2 separate regions of the Homo sapiens genome follow, and region 2 is linked to region 1. A link is an interaction called in ENCODE POLR2A ChIA-PET data of the cell type or tissue named here. Cell type or tissue: Caco-2. All regions are shown on one strand. Each heading gives the region's core, and the rest is flanking DNA. Links, peaks and the distances in the headings are about the cores only. Region 1 has its middle 6.2 kb from the start of TMED10. Region 2 has its middle 34 kb from the start of LINC01220.

The links. Peaks named below come from ENCODE experiments on the same cell type or tissue, not always from the same donor. Only the 100,000 strongest peaks of a DNase experiment are listed, where the experiment ranks them.
Region 2: POLR2A ChIA-PET joins it to region 1 with 6 read pairs; 2 of 35 experiments call an interaction of 5 or more read pairs at or near these places.

The regions. Positions count from the first base shown.
Region 1 is chr14:75,180,595-75,184,985 of GRCh38, forward strand. No RefSeq gene overlaps it. Among named protein-coding and RNA genes, the nearest start is that of TMED10, 6.2 kb to the left of the region's middle. In Caco-2, for the core only: no CTCF peak of the experiment used is centred there; DNase peaks (open chromatin) are centred at 2,447 and 2,837.
Region 2 is chr14:75,326,472-75,330,862 of GRCh38, forward strand. No RefSeq gene overlaps it. Among named protein-coding and RNA genes, the nearest start is that of LINC01220, 34 kb to the left of the region's middle. RefSeq lists an enhancer at 2,516-2,685. In Caco-2, for the core only: no CTCF peak of the experiment used is centred there; no DNase peak of the experiment used is centred there.

The sequences.
Region 1 (4,391 bases), core at 79-4,078:
CGAAAGAGCGAGACTCATCTCAAGAAAAAAAAAAAAAAGAAGTTACCATTGGGCCAGACGCGGTGGCTCACGCCTATAATCCCAACATTTTGGGTGGCTGAGGCAGGCAGATCACTTGAGGTCAGGAGTTCGAGACCAGCCTGGCCAACATGGTGAAATCCCATCTCAGCTAGAAATACAAAAATTGGCTGGGTGTGGTGGCTCACGCCTGCATCCCAGCCACTTGGGAGGCTGTGGCACGAGATTCGCTTGAACGCAGGAGGCAGAGGTTACAGTGAGCTGAGATTGCGCCACTGCACTCCAGCCTGGGCGACAGAGCGAGACTCCAACTCAAAAAAAAAAAAAAAAAAGATACCGTTTTACATCTGCATGGTAGAAAGGCCTCATTTGACTTGGAGAGCAAATGGAAAGTGTCCCATAACTACAGTAAATGCTTCTCTCTGGCCAGCAGTCTTCTGCCGTCCTGTCATCCTGAAACTTCCCCAGCCAAATCCACCTAAGATTCCTGAGCCACTGGAGCCTCTGGAGGTGAAGAAATATCATGAAGACACCCTCTGCCAATCTATCCCTAAGCCATAGGTTTCTCAAATTTTCCTTTGTGTAAGAGGGGGCATGTTTAAAATACACCTCACCCCAGATGGTGAATCAGAAGCTCTTACTAAAAATTTGCATTCGGGCTGGGCACAGTGGCTCACGCTTATAATCCCAGCACTTTGGGAGGCTGAGGCAGGCAGATTGCTTGAGTCCAGGAGTTCCAGACCAGCCTGGGTGACATGGCAAAACCCCATCTCTACAAAAGATACCAATAATTAGCTGGACATAGTGGTGTATGCCTGTAGTCGCAGCTACTCTGGAGGCTGAAGTGGAAGATTGCTTAAGCCCAGAAGGCAGAGGTTGCAGTGAGCCAAGATCACACCACTGCACTCCAGCCTGGGTGACAGAGTGGGACCATGTCTCAAAAAAAAAAAAAAAAAAAGAAAAAAGAAAAAAAGAAAAATCTGCATTTGTAACAAGCTTGCTTAGTGATTCTGTGGTTGGGAGTGCTTAGACCCTTTCCTGACACCTCCTTGCACCAGCCTAATCCTGCAGTGTGGCTTGAGACTCCCCAGCTCCATGCAGAAGCCATCAAGGATTCCTGACTTAGTTGTTCCTGCCTACTCATGTGTATAGCACCACATGGAGTGTGTGTTTACATAGCTAAGACAAGATGGGTTTTGTGAGGATACAAAAGACCCCTTTGGAGAGCAATTTGGCAATATTTGCCACATGCCATACTCTTTGACCCAGAGAGTGATTCCAAGGGCCTCTTCAATGGGTCTTCTAAATGTTAGAGTCCCCCAGGACCTGGTCCTGGAAACTTCTGCTGCATTCCAGGTGATGTCATACAATTCCATGACTTTATTTTTATATTTTTTATTTATTTTTATTTTTTTGAGACAGAGTTTCACTCTTGTTGCCCAGGCTGGAGTGCAATGGTGCAATCTCAGCTCACTGCAACCTCCGCCTCCAGGGTTCAAGTGATTTTCCTGTCTTAGCCTCCCGAGTAGCTGGGATTACAGGCATGCACCACCACATCTGGCTAATTGTGTATTTCTAGTGGAGACAGGGTTACTCCATGTTGGTCAGGCTGGTCTCGAATTCCTGACCTCAGGTGATCTGCCCACCTCGGCCTCCCAAAGTGCAGGGATCACAGGTGTGAGCCACCGCGCCCAGCCTTAGATTTTTTATTTTTTCTGAGATGGAATCGTGCTCTGTCCTCCAGGCTGTAGTGCAGTGGCGCAATCTCGGCTCGTTGCAACCTTTGCCTCTCAGATTCAAGCAATTCTCCTGTCTCAGCCTCCCGAGTAACTGGGACTTGGGACTGCAGGAGCACGACACCAAGCCCAGCTAATTTTTGTATTTTTAGTAGAGATGGTGTTTCACCATATTGGTCAGGCTGGTCTCGAACTCCTGACCTCAGGTGATCCACCCTTCTTGGCCTCCTAAAGTGCTAGGATTACAGGCATGAGCCACCATCCCCAGCCCAATCCCATGACTTTAAATGTGTCTGTAGACTGATAATTCCCAAACATGGATCTCCTGACCTCTCTCATAAGCTCCAGAGTCTATATCGAGCTCCCTACTTGACATCTCCACTTGAAGGACTAATAGGCAATTCATACTTAACTCTTGATTTCCCTTCTCCCCTCTTCCCCCACCCCGCTCCCAAATCTACTTCTTCCGCATCTCAGTAAATGGCACCACCTTCTGCCTAGTCAATGACACCATTCTTGTTTCCTCTTTAACTAACCTTCTCCCCAGACAGAGTCAGTTCATCAAGTCCCGTCAGTTCTGGATTGGGTCCTAAAATGTATGCTGGTCAGTTTCTACTTCTCTATAAGCTAGGGGTCCATAAACTGCTGCCTAGCTAGGCAGGCCAAATCTGGCATGCAACCTCCTGTTTTTCTATTGTGCAAGAGCTAAGAATGGCTTTTACATTTTTTGAGGGCTGTTAAAAAAAAAAAAGGAGGAGGAGAAAGAAGAGAAGAATGTGCAATAGAGAGCTCAAGTGACCTGCAAGCCTGAAATATTTGCTATCTGACCTTTTACAGAAAAATTTATTTCTGTCAGTTAAGCAAACAAGACAACAGCCTCCTTAATGGTTATCTCTGCTTTTATTATTGCCTGACAATAATCGTACTCATTAACATACCCAGAATGATTTTTTTTTCTTTTTTTCTCTGATTTTTTTTTTTTTTTAAGTAAAGCAGATCAACTAGATTAAAATCCAAACACCCAGCCACAGCCTGAAGGCTGAGGCCACTGTGTTCTGGCTCATGCCTGCCTCTCTGTGATTATCCTACCCATTAATGTCTTACCTGGCCTTCCAAACAGTTTAAGCCCCTACCTGCATCAGAGCCTTGGACCTTGCTGCCTACCTGGAGCTCTCCTCAGCTGTTGTCTCATATACTCTGCTGACTGCTTCTCATCATTTGGGTCCCAACTGAATGTCACCACCCCACATAAGTATCCCCCCCCTTGGGTTACTTTCTACCACATTATCTGGTTTTATTATCTTTATTTTTCTCTCTTTTTTTTTCTTTTTTTTGAGATGGAGGTCTCCCTCTGTTGCCCAAGCTAGAGTGCAGTGGCATGATCTCGGCTCTCTGCAACCTCCGCCTCCTGGGTTCAAACGATTCTCATGCCACAGCCTCCCAAGTAGCTGGGACTACAGGCACTTGCCACTGTGCCTGGATAATTTTTGTATTTTTAGTAGAGATGGGGTTTCACCATGTTGGTCAAGCTGGTCTTGAACTCCTGACCTCAAGTGATCTGCCTGCCTTGGCCTCCCAAAGTGCAGGAATTACAGGTGTGAGCCACCGCGCCCGGCTCTTTTTTTTTTTTTTTTTTTTTTAGGGACAGGGTCTTGCTCTGTAACCCAGGCTGGAGTGCAGCGGCGCCATCATAGCTCAGTGCTGCCTCCATCTCCCTGGCTCAAGCGATTCTCCCACCTCAGCCTCCCCAGTGCTGGGGACTACAGGCACACGCCACCACACCTGGCTAATTTTTTTTTTTTAGTAGAGATGAGGTCTCACTCTGTTTCCCAGGCTTGTCTCAGACTCCTGAGCTCCAGCAATCCTCCAGCCTCTGCCTCCCAAGGTGCTGGGATTATGGGTGTGAGCTACTGCACCCGGCCCTGGTTTTATTATCTACATGGCTCTTGTCACTGTTTGAAAGTATCTTATATATATATCTTTCTTGTTTATTATCACCCCACCCTACTGGAATTTAAGCTCAGAAGAGCAAGGGCTTTGATTTTTGCCTGATCTTTCCCTGAGATCAGGCACAATATCCTGTCCATAGTTGGTGCTCAACAAATACTTATCGAATAAATGAAATACAACATATTATAAAGCTCCTAGCACGAGATGAACATAGAGCAGTTGCTCCATAAATGCTAGTTCCTCTATGTAGTAGGTACAACATTTTAATTGCCATTTTTTATATGGAGAAGCTGAGGTCTGAAACTGCTTAGTGACTTGCCTCAAGTCATACAATGAGTCAGTGTTAGAGCTGAAAATAGAAATGAGAGCTCCTAACTGCAGACCAATTTTTGTCATTACATTTGATAAAACTTGGTATTTACGATTTAGTTTCCACTCTACTAAGAAGTTTTAAATTCTTGGGCACTCTTTCTCTACTTTCACTCAGAGGCTAGTAAAAGATCCACTAGCCTCTCCCAACTCATTTTGCTTGAAAAAACAAGATTTTTATCAGTCGGGTGTGGTAGTTCATGCCTATAATCCCAGCACTTTGGGAGGCTGAGGCATGTGGATCACGTGAGATCAGGAGTTCGAGACCAGCCTGGCCAACATGGTGAAACCTCTCTCTACTAAAAATACAAAAAATTA
Region 2 (4,391 bases), core at 226-4,225, 150 kb after region 1:
TGGCCAACATGGTGAAACCCCGTCTCTACTAAAAATACAAAAAAATTTAGCCAGGCATGGTGGTGGGCACCTGTAATCCCAGCTACTCAGGAGGCTGAGGCAGGAGAATCGCTTGAACCCAGCGAGGCAGAGGTTGCAGTGAGCCCAGATCTTGCCTGGAGTGCCTGGGCAACAGAGCAAGACTATGTCTCAAAAGAAAAAAAATTGCTTTAAGGAGTGGTCTGCTGCCTACTCCACATACAATTTTGACTGAGGAAGATGTAAAAACATGTTCTGGTCTTGGAGGCAGGAAACCTGGTTCTACAACTGACTAGTTATACAATCTCAAACTGGTAACTGGACCTCCTTGGCCCTCAGTTTTCTCCTCTCTCAAATGAGATTTGTGTGAGGAGGGGAAGGGTTAGCACTGTGCTTGTCATATAGGAGTGTTTTACATGCACTGTCAAATAAATATTGCTGCCAATAGGAAGCATCAAGAAACTGCAAAAGCACATAGCACAAAGCCTGCCTCCAAAGGCTCCTCTAAGGCTCCTCATGGGGCCCACAGCAATTATGATCTTGGTCAGTGGAGTCACAGGAAGATTGCTTATTAATTTGTCTTTAAGGAATGGGTGATCTCTAGATGTGCCCAGCTCCTAAAATGTCACATTTCCACCTCCAAAGCCTTTTTGGTTCAAATAAAAATTAGTGACAGGAAAATGAAAATACACAGGATACCCGAATTTAAATAAAATCGAGTTGTATTACAGTTAGGGATCTCTCAGTTCCCCTCCTTCCCTGTTGGAGCATTCACTTCTCTGAGTGCCGTTTTTTTCCAAGTGTCAAGTGGCAGTAATCATTTCTCCTCCTAAGGACAGTGTGGAGGCTAAAAACAAGTTATGTGAAGGTTTCAGCTCAGGCTCTCAGTCCTAAAAAATAAGACTTATTATGAGAGGGTATAGACGAGGTGGTCTAGAACACAGGTTTTGAGGTAAGAGTTGGGTTAAAATCCTGGCTCTGCTGTCCACCAGCTCTGCCACCTAGGGCACGTTATTTAGCCTCTCTGAGCCTACCTCATGGGGTTTGTAAAGATTAAGCAGTGGGCCAGGCACGGTGGCTCATGCCTGTAATCCCAGCACTTTGGGAGGCCAAGGCGGGTGGATCACGAGGTCAGGAGTTCGCAATTAGCCTGACCAACATGGTGAAACCCCATCTCTACTAAAAATACAAAAATTAGCCAGGCATGGTGGTACACGCCTGAAGTCCCAGCTACTCAGGAGGCTGAGGCAGGAGAATTGCTTGAACCCGGGAGGCGGAGGTTGCAGTGAGCTGAGATCGCACCACTGCACTCCAGCCTGGGCGACAGAGTGAGATTCTGTCTTTAAAAAAAAAAAGAGAAAAAAAGAAAAAAAAGGCCAGGTGCAGTGGCTCACATCTGTGATCCCAGAACTTTGGGAGGCTGAGGTAGGCAGATCACGAGATCAGGCATCTGAGACCAGCTTGGCCAGCATGGTGAAAACCCATCTCTACTAAAAATACAAAACAAAAACAAAAACAAAATTAGCTGGGCATGATGGCAAGTGCCTGTAATCCCAGCTACTCGGGAGGCTGAGGCAGGAGAATCTCCCCTGAACCTGGGAGGCAGAGGTTGCAGTGAGCTGCACTGCACTCCAGCCTGGGCGGCAGAGCAAGACTCCATCTAAAAAAAAAAAAAAAAAAGACTGAGCAGTAATGTATGTATGTAGGGCCTGGCACAGAGCAGGCATCCAACGTCCAATATTATAATGAGGTCCCCTTTGCCTTCTCTTGATCACATCACTCTTTCACCTTTTTAACCTCTTGTAAAGCTGAAACGGCTTAAAGTGGCACTTGATTATCCACTGCCTTGTGCTATGCTCTTGTTTTTTGTCTCATGTGCTTAACTCTGTCTTTTTTTCATAAGAAACAAGACAGACCCTTAAAGGCACCATCTGGGACACATGCTTCCTTGATATTCCTTCCAGGGACTCAGGTTTGTGAATGCTCAATACATCTTTGCTGCCTTGAATTGCATCGGACTGATAGCTCTTTCCTCTCTGATTTCTCAAGGTTTCACCCAGATTGAGCTAGAACTCTTGGGGAAAATTGCAGCAGCCTGCCCCAGGTCCCCAGAGATCCAAGCTCTTGGCCTTGCTGAAAATGACAAATGGAGAAGCCAAATGGTCTGAGTGCCTCCATAGGCATCTGACAGCTAAGGAGAGGGGCCGTGTAGCCTCTCCCATCCCCTCCCAGCCACCTGACCCGACAGCAGTGTCAGTGGCTTTGTGGGACAGCTGTGGCCTTGAACGGCACCAGAGCTTAAAAGGCTTGCATTATTTACTTAGCTACTGTTTTAATGTCCAGTTCAGGTTCTACTGACGTCCCAATAGGTAATGGGGAGAAAATGTTAAACAAACATGAAAAAAGTGAGGAAGCTGTAGAGTAAGAACCTGGCTGTGGATTTTCAGCTTTTGTACTGTATTTAGTTTCTCCAGCTGAGCATAAGTCATCAAAAAGCAGAACTTTCCACCCTCCAATTCCTCAATTCGAATAGTTTACCACTAAAAGAGGGGCTAATTGACCCATTGAAGTAAAATAGTTGACCTTTGGTATAGGGCAGAACTGTGGGGTGGGCACACTAATTTGTATATAGTGAGTATAGTTTTACAATTCAAGGCTGTTTATGAGTATTGGGCTACTTTTTAGAATCCAAATCTTTTTTTCTTTTAGAGGTTAAGTCATTCATTTATTCATTTATTAAATATTTATTGAGCTAGAAGCTAGGTCCTGTGAATACAAAGTTTACCTGTTCATTGGGCAAACATCCATTGGATACCCTACATACAGGCCCTGTAGCAGGGGCTGGGGGTACAGCTGTGAAGCAGAAAGAGGAATGGGCCCTCCCATCTCAGACCTGGTGAGGAATAAGAGGCACATGAATGGCCCCTTATAATATAGGGTGGAAAGTGCTCAGAGGGATCTCCTAGGGTGTTAAGAAAGTTCTTAGTAAGAACCCAGAGCTAGACTTGGGAGTTCAGGAGGAAGCAGCAACTAAGCTAAGGCTGACATAAGCAGAAACTGTCCAGGTGAGGAGGTAGATAGTAGAGAGGTGGGAGGGAGAGTTGTTCCAGGCAGAGGAGAAATCATGTGCTGGAGGAGATAGGCTGAGTTATGCTGTAGTAAAAGAAAAAGATGCAAAACTCTCAATGGCTTCACATGAAAAAAGTTTATTCTCACTTGCAGGGAGTCTGATGTGCATTCAGAGCCACTGCCCTCCATGGGGTGACTCAGTGATCCAGGGTGCTTTCGTCTCAAGACTCTGTCATCTCAACATGTGGCTGGGGAGGAAGAGACAGAGAGAGAGCGAGAGAGGCCAGGTGCGGTGGCTCACTCCTGTAATCCCAGCACTTTGGGAGACCAAAGCTGGTGGATCACTTGAGGTCAGGAGTTTGAGACCAGCCTGGCCAACATGGCGAAACCCCATCTCTACTAAAAATACAAAAATTAGCCAGGCATGGTGGCACATGCCTGTAATCCCAGCTACTCAGGAAGCTGAGGGAGGAGAATCGCTTGAACCCGGGGGGCAGAGGTTGCAGTGAGCCGAGATCATGCCACTGCACTCCAGCTCCAGACTGGGTGACAGAGCGAGACTCTGTCAAAAAAAAAAAGAAAAAGAAAAAGAGAGAGAGAGAATGATTTAGCCTTGGAGTGATCATCCAACTTCTGCTCATGACCCATTGTCCAGAACCAGTGACCCAGTTCCATCTAAATGCTACAGGGCTAGGAATGTAGGGGAGCCCATGTGATATTTGGTGGGCAGTGCTGTCTGTGCCACAGAAAGAGTAAGGCATGCTGGGAAACTGCAAGTCCTTCCAAGTGGCTAGAGCTTATTGAGTGTGTGTGTGTGTGTGTGTGTGTGTGTGTGTGTGTGCGTTGGGGATTAGTAGGCAGGGTTGGAGAGAGAAATGATAGGGAGTGAGGTGAGTTGAGGTCAGTCACAAAGGGGCTTTGTAAGCCATGTTCAATGTTGAAGAATTTGAACTTTAGGGCGACATGGAAGAATTTTATTAGGATATGATAGGATTATATTGGCATTTTAGAAAGATCAGACTTTCATATGGAGACTTGGGATGGAGGGGGCAAGATTGGAGAACAGCGAAGAAGCTTTTGCTGTCATTAGGAGAGAGGCAATGGTGCCCTGAACAAGGAAGGGGCTGTAGGGATGAGGGAGGTGGGAACATTCAAGGCTTATGTAGGAAGTGAAATCAGTAGCTGAAGTGCAGGAGAAGAGGGGTGAAGGGTAGACCTCGTATTTGTGGGTTGAGCGACTGAGTGGAGGGTTCTGTTTACCTGCTCAGGCATGGCAGGAAGAGTAAGTTTAGGGGAAAGACAAT